2 separate regions of the Homo sapiens genome follow, and region 1 is linked to region 2. Evidence: read pairs that join two places in POLR2A ChIA-PET (ENCODE). Cell type or tissue: A673. All regions are shown on one strand.

Region 1 (8,000 bases), 200 kb before region 2:
GAAATGGGAGGATTTGGTGGAGGTGAGAGACGATGAATTTAGACAGGGGAGGGATGTGTGCAGGCGCTGGGGTGAGCCAGCACACAGCAGAGGACAGGGCTGCATACCAGGGAATGGAGGGCCGATGAGGGTGCACGGGTCAGTGGACCCACACTGGGAGTTCCTGGCTTGTTTTTGAGTGTAGGCAGTTCACACTCGAAGAAGATTGCCCTCCAGCAAGGAGGGGTCAGGATTTGTGACTATACTGTGTGTGGTGTATCATTTCTTTCTTTTTTGTTTTGCCATCAAATGAAAGTTTTATTGAAACAGTTATTACTCTTAAACAGGGACAAATGCTATATTATTGTTACATTTTTAGTTTCCTATTTTACAGGGATTACTTTTTTGTTTTTGTTTTTGTTTTTTTGTTTTTTTTTTTTGAGACGGAGTCTCGCTCTGCCGCCCAGGCTGGGGTGCAGTGGCACGATCTCGGCTCACTGCAAGCTCCGCCTCCCGCGTCACGCCATTCTCCTGCCTCAGCCTCCCGAGTAGCTGGGACTACAGGCGTCCGCCACCACGCCCAGCTAATTTTTTGTATTTTTAGTGGAGATGGGGTTTCACCATGTTAGCTAGAGTGGTTTCCATCTCCTGACCTTGTGATCCGCCCGCCTTGGCCTCCCAAAGTGCTGGGATTACAGGCGTGAACCACTGTGCCCGGCCTACAGGGATTACTTTTTTAAAAAATTCATTTTATTTTGGAATAATCTTAGATTCACAGGCAGTTGCAAAGAAATGTACAGACGGGTCCCAGGCACCCCTCACCCCTTGTCCCCTACTGTTAATATGTTGTATAACTGTAGTGCAATATCAAAACCAGGCAATGACACTGATGAAATCTGCAGAGTTTATTCAGATGTTAGTATTCAGTCATTACACAGGCACTCATTTGTGTACATGTGTAAAACTCTGTGCAAGTTTATTACATGTATCTTACTGTAAAATGTACAAAAGTAATTACTTTTAATGGCAAAAATGGCAAAAAACTGCAATTACTTTTTGCACCAACCTGATAGTTACACAGGCAGTCATTTATGTACATGTGTAAAACTCGAGGCCAGGCACGGTGGCTCACGCCTGTAATCCTGTCTCTACTAAAAAATACAAAAAAAGTTAACTGGGCGTGGTGGCGGGCGCCTGTAGTCCCAGCTACTCAGGAGACTGAGGCAGGAGAATGGCGTGAACCCGGGAGGCGGAGCTTGCAGTGAGCCGAGATCGCGCCACTGCACTCCAGCCTGGGCGACAGAGCAAAACTCCGTCCCAAAACAAACAAATAAAAAACTCGATGCAATTTTATCACGTGTGTCTTTTGGTAACCCCACCACAATTAAGATACAGAACTGTCCCATCACCAAGTGGCTTCTTCCTGCTACCCCTTTTAAGCTACCCTTCCCCTCACCTATCCCTAAACTCTGGCAACCCTTAATCTTTTCTCCATATCTATAATGTTATTTCAGGTGTTATGTACATATAATCATACTATATGTGCCTTTGGAGATTGTCTTTTTTCATTCAACATAATTTCCTTGAGGTTAATCCAAGTTACTGGATTCCCTTTCATTGCTGGGTAGTATTCCATGGTGTAGATGCACCGCTGATTGCTTAACGAGTTGCCTACTGAAAGACATTACGGTAACTTTCAGTTTTTAGCTATTACGAATAAAGTTGCGGTGAACATTCACGTACAGAGTGTTGTGTAGGCATAAGTTTTCACTTCTCTGTTATAAATGCCCAAGAGTCCCATTGCTGGGTTGTATGGTAAGTCTATTTTTAGTGTTAAAAGAAACCCTGAAATTAATTTTCCAAAGGTCCTGTACCATTTATATTTCTATCAGCAATGGATAAAGCATCCAGTTCCCTGCCTCGTTGCCAGCATTCGGTGTAATTACTATTTCTTATTCTAGCTGTTTTGATAGGTGTGCAGTGCTATCTCATTATGGTTTTAAGGTTTTGCTTTTTAAAAAGTTAAGATACGATTTATATGCCACAAACTCACCCTGGATAAGAGTAGATTTCATATTTTTTGTTCTTTACCATAATTTAAAAAAAATCTATAGCTTTAAAAGTTTTTGGGTAGAGTAAAAAAAATCTATAGCTATGAATAGCGTAAACAGTTGAGTCTCTAACTGTACAATTAAGTGGTTTTCAGTATATCCACATATATGTGTAACCGTCACCACTTTTAACTTCAGAACATTTTATAACCCCCAAAAGAAACCCCAGATCCATTTTACTGATCAGTCTCAGTTCTTTGCTTCTTCCAGGCCCCAGCAATTGCTAGTCTATTTCTGTCTCTATGGCTTTGCCTACTCTGGACGTCTCATATACAGAAAATCTTACACTATTGTGTAAGATTTGTCTGTCTCAGGCAAGTCTCACTTAGCATAATGTTTTCAAGCTTCGTTCATATTGTAGTATGAATCAGTACTTTGTTCTTTTTTATGGCTGAATAATATTTCATGGTATGGTGCTATCACATTTTGTTTATTCATTCAGCAGTTTGGCATTTGATTTGTTTCCACTCTTGCCTGTTATAAATAATGCTGCTATGAACAGGTTTTTGTACGGATATAAGCTTTCATTTTTCATGGGTGTGTAACTAACTAGGAGCGGAATTGCTGGGTCAGATGGTAACTATGTTTAGCCTTTGCAGGAGCAGCCAGACTGTTTTCCAAAGCAGCTGCACCATTTTACGTGCCCACCAGCAGTGTATGAGGGTTGCAATTTCTTTACGTCTTCACTAGTAGTTGTTATTGTCTATCTTAATGATTTTAGTCATCCTAGTGGGACTCAAGTGGTATCACATTGTGGTTTTGATAGGCATTTCCCTAATGACTCATGATGTCGAGCATCTTTACGGTGCTTATTGGGCATTTGCATAGTGTCCTTTTGGGAGAAACGTCTATTCAAGTCCTTTGTCCAATTTTTAACTAGGTTGTCTTTTTATTGTTGAGTTGTAATAGTTCCTTGTTTATTATGGATACTAAACCCTTATCACATGTATGATTTGTACACATTTTCTCCCATTGTGTGTGCTGTCTTTTCACTGTGGGTTTTTTGTTTGTTTGTTTGTTTTTTGAGAGAGTCTTGCTCTGTCACCCAGGCTAGAGTGCAGTGGCACGATCTTGGCTCAATGCAGCCTCTGTCTCCCGGGGTCAGGTGATTCTCCCACCTCAGTCTCCCAAGTAGCTGAGATTACAGGCATGCACCACCATGCCCAGCTAACTTTTGTATTTTTAGTAGAGACAGGGTTTTACCATGTTGGCCAGGCTGGTCTCCAGCTCCTGACCTCAAGTGATCTGCCCACCTCAGCCTCCCAAAGTACTGAGATTACAGGCATGAGTCATTGCGCCCAGCCTCAGTGTGGCTTTAATTTGCATTTCCCTCATGGCTAATGATGTCAATCATCTTTTCATCTGTACATTTACCATCTGTCCGGCCTCTTTGGTAAAATGTTCATATCTTTTGCCCATTTTTTTTTTTTTTTGCCACTTCTTTTTATTAGAGCTATGACTGTAAACATTCCCTTTGTAGTATGTTGAAAGTTTTTTTCGTTTTGTTTTCTTTTGTTTTTTTTTTTTCTTGAGAGAGGGTTTCACTCACATAAGCCAGGTGGGAGTGCAGTGGTGCACTCTTGGCTCACTGCAACCTCTACCTCCCAGGCTCAAATGATCTTCCTGCCTCAGCCTCCTGAGTAACTAGGACTGCAGATGCACACCACCACCCTGCTAATTTTTGTATTTTTAGTAGAGACAAGGTTTCACCATGTTGCCCAGGCTGGTCTCGAACTTCTGACCTGAAGTGATCTGCCCGCCTCAGCTTCCCAAAGTGCTGGGATTACAGGCATGAGCCACCACTCCCTGCTGTTTTCAAATTCTTCTTTGCATCAGTGTTAAGATGGATTAGAGACACAACTGTTAAGCTACTCATAGCTATAGATTCTTTTTAATTCTACCCCAAAACCTTTAGAGCTATAGATTTTATATATATATATATATATATATATATATATATATATATATATACACTATTTTATTTATTTATTTATTTTTTGAGACAGCCATCACCCAGGGTGGAGTGTAGTGGCATGACCTTGGCTCACTGGAACCTCCGCCTTCCGGGTTTAAGCCATTCTTGTGCCTCAGCCTGTTCAGCAGCTGGGATTACAGGCACCCGCCACCATGCCCAGCTAACTTTTGTATTTTTAGTGGAGATGGGTTTCACGATGTTGGCCAGGCTGGTCTCAAACTCCTGATCTCAAGTGATCTGCCCACCTCGGCCACCCAAAGTGCTGTTATTAAAGGCGTGAGCCATTGTGCCCTGCATAGAGGTATGGTTTTTTTTTTTTTTTTTTTTTTTTTTTGAGACAGAGTCTTGCTCTGTCACCCAGGCTGGAGTGCAATGGTGCAATCTTGGTCACTGCAACCTCCACCTCCTAGGTTCAAGTGATTCTCCTGCCTCAGCCTCCTGAGTAGCTGGGATTACAGGTGCATGCCACCACACCCAGCTAATTTTTGTATTTTTAGTAGAGATGGGATTTCACCATGTTGGTCAGGCTGGTCTTGAACTCCTAACCTCAAATGATCCACCCACCTCGGCCTCCCAAAGTGTTGGGATTACTGGTGTGAGCCACTGCACCCGGCCGATTTTTTTTTTAATTATGGTAAAAAACACGTAATATGAAATCTACTCTTAACAAAATCTACAGTATTGTTAACTGTGTGTACGCTGTCGTATAGCGGATTTCTAGAACTTTTTCATCTTGCATGACTGAAACTCTGTTTTGTTGCCCTTTCCCCAGCTAAGTCCTCACCTCTCCAGCCCCTGGCAAGTACCATTCTTTCTGTTTCTGTGAGTTTCAGTGCTTGAGATCCCTTATATAAGTGGAATCATGCAGTATGTGTCTTTCTATGACTGGCTCATTTCACTTAGCTTAATGTCCTCAAGGTCCTCCACGTTGCAGCGTGTGACCATGGCTTTTGATTTTGATTGGTGGTAGCTCACTTTTTTTTTTTTTTTTTTTTTTTTTTTTTTGAGACAGAGTCTCTCTCTGTCTCCCAGGCTAGAGTGCAGTGACATGATCTCGGCTCACTGCAACCTCTGCCTCCCGAGTTCAAGCAATTCTCCTGCGTCAGCCTCCAAGTAGCTGGGACTACAGACACATGCCACCACGCCCAGCTAATTTTTGTATTTTTAGTAAAGACAGGGTTTCACCATGTTGGCCAGGATGGTCTTGATTTCTCGACCTTGTGATCTGCCTGTCTCAGCCTCCCAAAGTGCTGGGATTACAGGGGTGAGCCACCGTGCCCAGCCGCTCACTTCTCATTTTTAACTCATGGATAATCATGTGGTATCACTATGACTCACTTTCTCCATCGTAACTCATAGGGGATGGAATTTGGTAGTAACTAAAGTCAGAGCTTTGTAAATAAACAGGACTCTTGCCATGGACTACTTCATAGATGCCCTCAGTAATAGCACCTGTGCCAAAAAGTCAGCAGTCAGCAGGAGAAAGTTCTCACCCTGCCTGGTTGAAGAGGCTTCACTGGCCTCATTTCCTCCTGAATTTTTATCACTTTTCTTGTATAACTAAGTTTATTTTTCAATCCCCCAAGCCTCTCCAGAGAGCCTCAGTATATGATATGCTTAGGTGGATCCAAAAGGATCCTGGGCTGGGCACGGTGGCTCACGCCTGTAAACCCAGCACTTTGGGAGGCCGAGGCAGGCAGATCACCTGAGGTCAGGAGTTCTGAGACCAGCCTGGCCAATATGGTGAAACACTGTCTCCACTAAAAATACAATACAAAAATTAGCTGGGTGTGGTGGCAGGTGCCTGTAATTCTACCTACTCGGGAGGCTGAGGCAGGAGAATCACTTGAACCTGGGAGGCGGCAGTTGCCATGAACCAAGATCACGCCACCACACTCCTGTCTGGCCAACTGTGAGAATCCATCTCAAAAAAAAAAAAAAAAAAAAAATCCTGGGCCAGATGCAGTGGCTCACACTTGTAATCCTGGCACTTAGGAAGGCTGAAGCAGGAGGCTGGCTTGAAGCCAGGAGTTCAAGACCAGCCTGGGCAACATAGCAAGACCCTGTCTCTTAAAAAAAAAAAAAAGTCTAATCTTCCATAAAGGGTCTCCTCTCCCCCAAAGAGAGACTCCTCAAGCCAGCCTTCCTCTGGCCTCATGAAGTAACCAATGCTAGGGTCATGATTATGGCAATGTGCCAGAGTACTAGAAGCAGAGCTTGAGAGAAAGTGTGCCGAGAGTCTTGCAGTCTAGGAGATAGAAGATTCTGAGTTCTGTTTCCAAAGTCCCCTGTAGCTGTTTGCTTCATTGAATCCTCTCTCGGTGTCTTGCCCCCATGCAGACGTGGGGTCTGAATATGTAGACCATCTTTCCAGGGTCTAGGCAAAGAAGAATGACAGGCTCATAGGATCTATGGCCATAAAGCTGTGGTTTTAAATAGGAAGTGATCATTTATCTCCCCTCTGTGTTGGAAGCAGAAAGTTTGCTATTATCTGAGCTCTCCGGGAGGACATCTTAGCTCATGCAAACTTCTCCGGGGAAGAAGACATTATCTTTGCTTACCTAAGCCTTTCTTCCTCCACCCCCTCCTCCCTGTCTGCCCTGTGTTTCTGCCTCATCCCATCCATCACAGACACCAGCAGATTCAGCTCTCCCCTTTCTCAGCTGGCACGGAGGTTTTACAGACCCGTGGGGACATTTCTGGGGACTGATGGCTGTGGTTAGAATAAGCGCAGCCTGTGAATCTTGGGCTGGAGAGGATCTCCTCCTGTCTTCCCCATGCTGTTTTGGCTCTCACTGGACAGACCCTCAGGGACACTGTCAAGCTTCAGTTCCCCTGGCTGGTTCTCATCTTTCTTTTAGTTAAATCAGCTGTGACACCTGGCAGAGCCATGCTTCCCCCAGGGGTCTAAGCAAACCCAGATGCTTTTGGCAGTTTCCAGGGACTTGGGGCCCCAGAGATCACCCGACGTACTTGAGGGCAGTCTGTTTGCTTTGCAGGGGCACAGGATGAAGAATGTCAGGACTGAAAGGGACCCGGGAGATTGCCTAGTCGAACCCTTTCATGTAACATCATAAAAGAATCTCCTAAGAAAATTAGGACATACCCATAGCTACAACTATTAGCACGTAGCCTAGTGATGCTCTTTTGACCTTAAATGCAATAATCATCATTTCAATGATTAAACTATTAAGGCTATCAGTAGAAACTAGCATGGGGCTTCAAAAGTGCACAGGCCTGTGCCCTTTGCCACAGCTTTGTAGTAAAGCAAAACTGTCCTACTGAAGGTCAGCTGAAGTGAACAAATCAACCCATATCATTAACCAAAAAGCAACTGAGGCAGGTGTCTCAGTCAGTAGCGGTTTATTTAGCCAAAGTTTGAGGATGCACCAGGGAAAACACAAGTCACCAGAGCATCTGTGTTTGACCTGTGCTTTTCCAAAGAGGGTTTTGGGGGCCAGGTGTGGTGACTCGTGCTTGTAATCTTAGCACTTTGGGAGGCCAAGGTAGGAGGATCACTTGAGTCCGGGAGTTTGAGATGAGCATGGGCAACAGCAAGACCCTGTCTCTACTAAAAATATAAAAATTAGGCATGGTGGTGTGTGCCTGTGGTCCCAGACACTTTGGAGGCTGAGAAGCCAAGGAGGTCGAGGCTGCAGTGAGCTGTGATCATGCCACTGCACTCCAGCCTGGGCAATGGAGTGACACCTTGTCTCAAAACCAAAAACAAAGACAGAGGGTTTGGGGAGCTTCTGTATTTGAAAGGGAAAGAACAAGCAGGAGGGGAAAAAAAGAAAGGGAGGGCAGGCAGCGAGCACTTACTGATGAACACTCAGTAAATCTACATCTTTCATGTGAAAAGTCAGTGGTGCATTCTTCTGAGTGTAGGCAGAAGGTTGATGTCTGGTCTTGCCCTTGTCCTGTGAAGATAAGTT
Region 2 (8,000 bases):
AGCCAGAGGGTGAATATAGAAGTGACATGTCACCCAGCAAACAAGACAAAGCAAATTGATTTGGAAATGACATTTCCACCAACATGAAATATTTTTAAAATTGCATAATGGCACACACACCCATACCCTAAATTCTAATTTCACTTGTGATTGCTGGAATCAAGGGTCCTTTGAAACATTGTTTGAAAAAGCCCACCAAGATCACTTCAAATAGCTATTTTTCATCTCACGGAAATTCGTGGAAAATATAACATTCTCAGGCAATTTTCAAAACTCTCCTGATAATTTGATATGGTGGCCAAACCGGGCCAAACCGTGGAGATCCACGAGGATGTTCTCTCTCCTGCTCGCCTCCTGTGATCGGGAGTCAGCTGCACTGTTTCACCAACCTGCTGAATTCACCCGGCCTTTCTAGCATAGCCCCCAACCCATCCATTTTCTTGTTTCAGCTGTGGTGAGGTACATAGCCCTGGGAGAGTCCACTTCTCACTCTGATCTTGTCAGACGCCAGTTTTCCTGCCTGAGAACCAGCCGAACCGGCCAGTGTTGTGTTACCAGTTTTATGACGCGTGGCAAGGACTCTGCTGTAATTCCAAAAAATCACAGCGTCCAGCTTCCAAACTTGCAGAAGACCAACGAGTTTCCAGACCCAGGAGGTGCCCAGCACAGTCCCTCCGGGGCCTCGGAAAGTGATGAGGGCTCTGAACTATGCAGCCACAGTTCCATCTCCTGGCCAGTGCTGCCTGGAGATACCCGAGAGCTTCCTAGTCAAGGAGAAATTGTATTCTAATCGTATGCAGCAGAATTCACGTGTGATTGGGGAACCTGACAAGGACTCCCTGCTGCTCCCATGCCTCCTGCAAGAGGGATGCTTTGAGTTCTTGCTTATTTGGAGCTACTAACAAAGACAGGCGGTCACTGAAAGGCTCCATGGCTTGTGTAAGATGTCCCCAGCCTCCAGACAAAGCAGGAAAGGGCCTATTCTCCTGGCCCAGACACAACAGAAGGCACATCCCCTCAAATGACAAGGCAAAGTCCCTGGGGGCTCTGTCAGTGGCTATAGGGAAACCCACCCACCTGGAGATATTACAAGGGACCTATGCAAGCCAGTCGGCACGTCCAGCCTTCAGGATATCCCTTAGGCTTGCCCAAAGCCAGCGTTTTGGAGCTGCAGAGAGTGGGGTTAGCGTGGGGGCGGCTGTACTCAGTTGACACACATTGGGCACAACGGTTGGGTTCCCAGGTGCATTCATCAAAATCCTGTAACACAATGGCCTCCTCTGACTCCCTCTGTACCTCCAATGTCCCTTTACTGCTGCATAAATCCCACTGTCAAATCAGATTTCACGCTGCTGGAGGGGCAGGGCAGAGCTCTCATCTCCGTATGTCCTGATTGGTCAGCACTTGGTGATTCAACTGAACCCAACCTAGTCGCCACACACCATTATTTCTGTGGAAAAATGTCTTCCAAATTCCACACGACTGGGCTACAAGTCAACTTTGCTGCCTGAAATATTTTTGGTGAGTAGGTACAAGAAAAAATAACACAGGACGGGCAGAGGCAGGGAACAAATGAATTTGGGAATGGAAGCAACTGCCAATTGGCAAGTACCTGTATTAGGTAAAAGCAAGAGCAGTTTGCTAAATACCTTTCCATGAACACATGATTTCAGACAGGAACTTTGAGGAGAAAAGAGGCAGAATTCACCCTAACTCTCAGTGTGTGAATGTGCTTGTCACTCATGTTGCTCTCCCTTTAATACCTTTTCTCTGGCCGGCACGGTGGCTCACGCCTGTAATCCCAGCACTTTGGGAGGCCAAGGAGGATGAATCACCTGAGGTCAGGAGTTCGAGACCAGCCTGACCAACAAGGTGAAACCCCGTCTCTACTAAAAATACAAAAATTAGCCAGACGCGGTGGTGGATGCCTGTAATTCCAGCTACTCAGGAGGCTGAGGCAAGAGAATCGCTTGAACCTGGGAGGTGGAGGTTGCAGTGAGCCAAGACTGCCATTGCACTCCAGCCTGGACAACAAGAGTGAAACTCCATCTCAAAAAAAAAAAAAAAAAATACCTTTTCTCCAAGGAAGTTCGGGTCTACCAGGTTTAGGGGCAAAGGGCAGAAAGAAATACTTTGTTACACGATCTCTCAGAACCTCCTCCTGGTCAGATCTTGGGTGCTATTAACTCAGCTTTCTTTGCTATTCCTGACAAAACAATATCCCATCGGCTTATCAAGTTTACACCAGTAAATAAAAGTTAAGCTCCATGTAAACCACTCAGCCTCACCAGAGTGTCCAAGGAGCCATCAGAGACCCCTGTGGAGAGATGTGGTCCTTCTCAGAGACCACGATTAACTCATGCTTTTTATAAAACTAGGTAGAAAATTCAAAATAATTGGATTTACTACTGTGAGACTCACCACCAGCCCACTTATGGAAAATTCCACTTTGCGGGAACCAAGCTACTTTATATTGATTTAGAGCAAGTATTCCTGGCGAACGGAAAGACTCGAGAGACTTCAAAAAAACAAAAAAAGAGTTTCAGAAACCTTTCATCTTGTTTTTAAAACAATTAAATTGCCCATTTTCCTTACCAAAGAAGAGAGAAGAACAAGGCGTAACCAAGGGGACTGAAACTAAGACAGCAGCTGTCTTGTGGGTGTGGGGCTCGTGGTAATCAATCTTCATGCTCTTCTGAAGTAGAAAAGAATTTTCCCTTTCCCGAGCCCCAAGGACGTGCCAAGAAGCAGTTTCTGCTGAGAGGGTGGAGGAAACGGCGAAGCCCTTAGCCTCCTAGGAAGCCCACGTTCAGGGTGCTTTGCTCACCTCCATGGAAGTCTGTGTGGCCTCTCCTCTCTGTCCTTCACACATGACCCCTCCAGTGGGCGGAGGACGGTGACACATCAGGAGGGAGCAGCCTGGGGGACAGGGGCAGTCCTCGATGCCAGAAGATAAAAGCCAACAGTCCAGCACCAGGCCGGGTATAGTGGCTCACGCCTGTAATCCCAGCACTTTGGGAGGCTGAGGTGGGCGGATCACGTGAGGTCAGGAGTTTGAGACCAGCCTGGCCAACATGGTGAAACCCCGTCTCTACTAAAAATACAAAAATTAGCCAGGCGCGGTGGTGCATGCCTGCAGTCCCAGCTACTCTGGAGGCTGAGGCAGGAGAACTGCTTGGACCGAGGAGGTGGAGGTTGCAGTGAGCCAAGATTGCACCACTGCACTCTAGCCTGGGCAACAGAGCAAGACTCTGTCTCAAAAAAAAAAAAAACAAAAAAAAAAAAAACTGAAAATACTGAATTTACTCTAAAAAACAAGTCTGTTATCTCAGATCCAGCATGGAATCAGAGGACAGGATTATAGGCTGGGCTCTGTGCCACAGTAAACTAGAGGATTCATTACCTTGCCTATGCCTCAGTTTCCTGTCTTGATGGGCACATGCCACTGTGTCCTAGAGTTACGCCTGCAAGGAAAAGAACTGGAGCTCAATTTGGAAGAGTTGCACATGGCCTCTCATTGTAAACAATGCCAGTAGGTATCTGTGTCCAGGGTTAGACGCTCAGATCACAGCTGGTCTTCCGGTCCTTGAGGAACTTCCACCAGGAAGTGGGACGAAGCGATGCCCCCCCTGCTGGTGGGGGAAGGAACACCAGCTACTAAATCAAACTGTAATCAAGTTTCTAACAGTTTGCGACACTGCGTATCAGAGAAGACACGAGAAGATTTCTCTCAAACAGTGAGAGAGAAAGATGACATTTCTACCCAGCAGTGGCCTTTTCAGAGATGCTAAACAGAACTTAAAGATCAGGAAAAATAAAATTAAGCTTCGTGTTGTTGCAACCCCAGACACACATTTCAGTAGAGAATTTGGCCTCAGTAAGAATGACATCAAGACAAGGAGGTGATACTGAATGTGCTGGGTCAGGTCAGCTTCCTGTCAGTAGCAGAATTTGCAGCAGCAGGGATATTAAAAAAGAAAAAATTAAGACAATGAGGGACTTTTACCAGGAGCATCTTGATAAACAGCTGCTGCTTCACCCAGGTTTCCAGTATTGCAATCCAGACTGTTGGCAAGTAAAAATCAGGCTGAAACACAGGAGCGTTCTCTGCCTGAAGTCTGTCTTCCATCCAAAGTCACAGAAGAAGAGCAGAAGGCTTTTGGGACAGCTCTGATCTTTTCTGTTGGGATAGCCTCCTTCTCTGGTCTCTATCAGCCTTCACCTAGAGCTGTCATTCATGAGGAATGAATTGCCTCTAGCAATAGATCAGGATGGCAAAAAAAAAAAAAAAAAAAACAATTAAATTAAAAACATATCACCAGGCCAGGCATGGTGGCTTACGCCTGTAATCCCAGCACTTTGGGAAGCTGAGGCCGGTGGGTCACCTGAGGTCAGGAGTTTGAGACCAGCCTGGCCAACATGGTAAAACCCTGTCTCTACTAAAAATATAAAAACCAGGTGCAGTGATGCGTGCTTGTAATCCCAGCTTCTCGGGAGGATGAGGCAGGAGAATCGCTTGAACCTGGGAGGCAGAGGCTGCAGTGAGCTGAGCTCGTGCTACTGCACGCCAGCCTGGGCAACACAGCAAGACTCCGTTTCAAAAAAAAAAAAAAAAAAAAGTATCGCCAAAGAGCAGCTTACCCTGATCTGTCCAGTAGCCTCGAGTTTCACCACAGGCATGAGAAGTCCCCATGAAAGCACCATACTGGTATGTAATTACCATTCTCATCTGAGCTGGGACTGCTGTTTAAATGCTCCCAAAGCCAATCATGGAGGAGTGAGGCTAAGGAACGGGGAGGGAGTAGAAGCTGGGGCCACTGGGCTTTTGAAATGTGGGAGGGCCTTGGAACTCCGCGGGATGGAGGAAGTCAACTGTGCCAAGGAAGGCATTTCAGAGCAATGTGGCCACAAACGGCACTGCTGTGCGGCCCTTCTGGGGTCTCCCATGGGGGCCTACCTGCTGTGTGATCACGGCGTGACGCCTACTCTGTACTTAAGTCAAGCCTTTCTTGTGAAATCTGATTAAGAAGACTGCCGTAGTCATTCCAGGGTTTTGGTTTTTAATCATGACAAAGAACAAATGGAGCTCCACAATGCTGCCCTCCCCCTCTTTCCCACCACGACAAAACGTGACCTCCCTCCCACATCAAGTATCTAAAGAAGCAATTCCACAAGGAAGAAAAGTGCCTTAAAAACACTGTGTTCAGAGCGACTCTGTGGGACTGCCATGTGTGGGATGGGGCTCCTCAAAGCCAGGCTGGGTTTACGTCGCCCACGTGCGATGAGTCAGGTCCACGAAGAGGAGCAGGCCCTACAAGTCTCCCCACTTAGGGGGCCCTGTCCTCTCCAACACCGGGGGTCTGGCTGCAGCCCACGGTGTGATAAAATGTTCGCTGTGGGCTGTCACCAAGTGGCTGTTGAGAAAGAGAGAAAACTCTCATCTGGATGTTCCACCTACTCATCTGTGCCCTGTATGACAATTTCTCAGTTACATAAAACCCTGTTGTGACACTAACAGTCGGAGAGGATGAGAACAATGATGTAATGCTTATAGTCATGGACCAAAATATGGTATTTAAGTGAGAAACAAATAAAAAGCAAGCTCTGTTGGGGAGCAACCACATCGAGGAGTGAAGACGAAAGGACTGGGAACAGAGGCGCTATGGGGAAAGATGAAAAGAATCGAGATCACTCAGAAGACAGACGCTGGGGAGGTCCATTGACTGAATCCTTCTTCTTGGCTGTACGGAGTGAAGACAGGAACAATGATGGCCAGTATCCTTGACACGTAGATATTTACATACTTAAAGGATGCCAACTCACAAGTCTATAGAAACACACAATGTTAAAACCAGAAAAAAAATTTACAGGAGATATTTAGCCCAGCACATTTATTTTATATACAAGAAACTGAGAATCCCCAAGTTTAAGTGAAAGGCACAGGCCTCCTTCATATCTAATCAATGGCAGACAGAGGAGGACGCTTACATTCAAGTCCCCTGCTGGGTGGCTTTGAGGATAGAGGTCCTCGCCCCAACACTGTGCTGGCTGGAACCCCTGGTTTCCAAGAGCTCATCATAATCCCACGCCCCACATCAACTTCTAGAAGTGCAGTGATCCCTGAATTAACACCAATCCTCTAACTCAGTGAAAAAATACACCGAGAATGTTGACCAACTGTTCTCCATCTCCTTTTAGAGAAGAACAAGATGAAACACGTTTAAACTATTTTAGGCAAGTTAAGGCCGAGTTAGACCAAAGATATCTATCGTGGCTTTGCAGCCAACATGGCAACTAAGTTCCAGAAGGAAATGAACGATTCCTTCCCCGACAGCCTCAGGAACATAACAGTCAGCCACCATCTAAAGCATCAAGGTGCAGGTCTGCTTCTAGACAGAACGATGGACCAGCTGTACATGTTCCTTCTTATTTCTGAGTGACATCCGTAATGGAATAGTGTGGCTGTGGTTGTGCACTCCACATAAAATACTGCTAGGTGATGAACTGTCACTGAATAAGGCTCAAAAAAAAAATTCTCAACTAGGCACAGTGGTTAATATCTGTAATCTCAGCACTTTGGGAGGATGAAGCAGTAGGATCACTTGAGCCCAGGAGTTCAAGACCAGCCTGAGCAACAAAGTGAGACCCTGTCTCTACAAAAAAATTCAAAAATTAGCCAGGTGTGGTGGTGTGCACCTGTAGTCCCAGCTCTGCAGGAGGCTGAGGTGGGAGGATCACCTGAGCCCAGGGGATCGAGGCTGCAGTGAGCTATGATCATGCCACTGCACTCCAGCCTGGGGGACAGAGACCCTGTCTCTTGAAAAAAGAAAAGATAAAGATAGAAAACAGGCCATCCTCCACCAAATAGAAGTTTCTCATCTGTCTTGTCAATTACGTGATTGATACGGATGTTTTCTGTCACTTCCTACTGATGTTCAGTGATTCAGATATTTTAATTAATGCAGCTGAGCAGGCAATATACATAATTTTACTAACTTCCTTAGCTCTGACTTTTATCTCTTATTGCCGAGACCAAGGGGAATGTTATACTTGACTTAATTAAATGGATTCCCAATCTTGGTCAATACCATATTGAGAGCCACCATGGTATCCTGAGGAGCCACTTTCCACCAGATGGGCCCATCGTTTCTCCTAAATGATCACCAAGTACAATTCCACCAGCCCTCTCTCGAGGCTCAGTGAGTCTGTTCATTTCTCCCAGATCCTCCAAGAAGCAGCCCGTGACTCTGGGCCTCTGCTCCCCCTGCCTGCTCTGCACCTGTGACTCTCCTTACTTTTGCTCAAGTCCTACCCTTCCTCCAAATCCATGTCCTCCAGGAGTTTTCCCCTGGTCATTCCAACCCTTGATGAACCCTCTCATTCCCGTATTTTTTTAGAGATGGGGTCTCACTCTGTTGCCCAGGCTGGAGTGCAGTGGTGTGCTTATAGTTCGCCGTTGCCTCAAAGTCCTGGGCTCAGGTGATCCTCCTGCGTCAGCCTCCTGAATAGCTGGGACTACAGGTGTGTGCCACCACACCCACCTACTATTTTTTTAGAGAGACAGGGGTCTTACTATGTTGCCCAGGCTGGTCTCAAACTCCTGGACTCCAGTGATCCTCTCACCCTGGCCTTCCAAGGTGCTGGGATTATAGGCATGAGCCACTGTGCCCAGCCTTCACACCTGTATTTTAATGTTGCTTCTGAAATACACTGCCTCACATGAATCTGTGTGGCCCATCTACCACAATCTACTGCAGAACCTGTTGGTGTTAGCAGAGCCAGCCCTATGAGCCGCCCACATCTCAGTGACATGGATGGGGATGCCCACCAACTCCTGCTATCAGTGAAGTGATGTGCCGCCTCCACAGGCCACAGTCCTTGCAAAGGGTGTGTACAATCCAGGCAGCCGCCACATGTAAAAGGGTGAAGTTCCAAGTGCTTATAGTCCTCTTGCCTCCTCCTAAGGCACCCTGTGCATTGGGATACTTGGGGAAAAAGCA

The links. ChIA-PET counts read pairs that join two places held together with the same protein. Peaks named below come from ENCODE experiments on the same cell type or tissue, not always from the same donor. Only the 100,000 strongest peaks of a DNase experiment are listed, where the experiment ranks them.
Region 1: POLR2A ChIA-PET joins it to region 2 with 11 read pairs; 3 of 35 experiments call an interaction of 5 or more read pairs at or near these places.

Annotation. Positions count from the first base shown.
Region 1 is chr10:12,979,192-12,987,191 of GRCh38, reverse strand. The region is part of intron 2 of CCDC3 (coiled-coil domain containing 3); the gene reads left to right. Among named protein-coding and RNA genes, the nearest start is that of CCDC3, 19 kb to the left of the region's middle. In A673, no CTCF peak of the experiment used is centred here; no DNase peak of the experiment used is centred here.
Region 2 is chr10:12,778,269-12,786,268 of GRCh38, reverse strand. The region is part of intron 5 of CAMK1D (calcium/calmodulin dependent protein kinase ID); the gene reads right to left. Among named protein-coding and RNA genes, the nearest start is that of MIR548Q, 57 kb to the right of the region's middle. In A673, CTCF peaks have their summits at 3,428 and 3,631 (motif pointing left); DNase peaks (open chromatin) are centred at 2,668, 3,618 and 4,898; H3K27ac peaks cover 1,581 bases.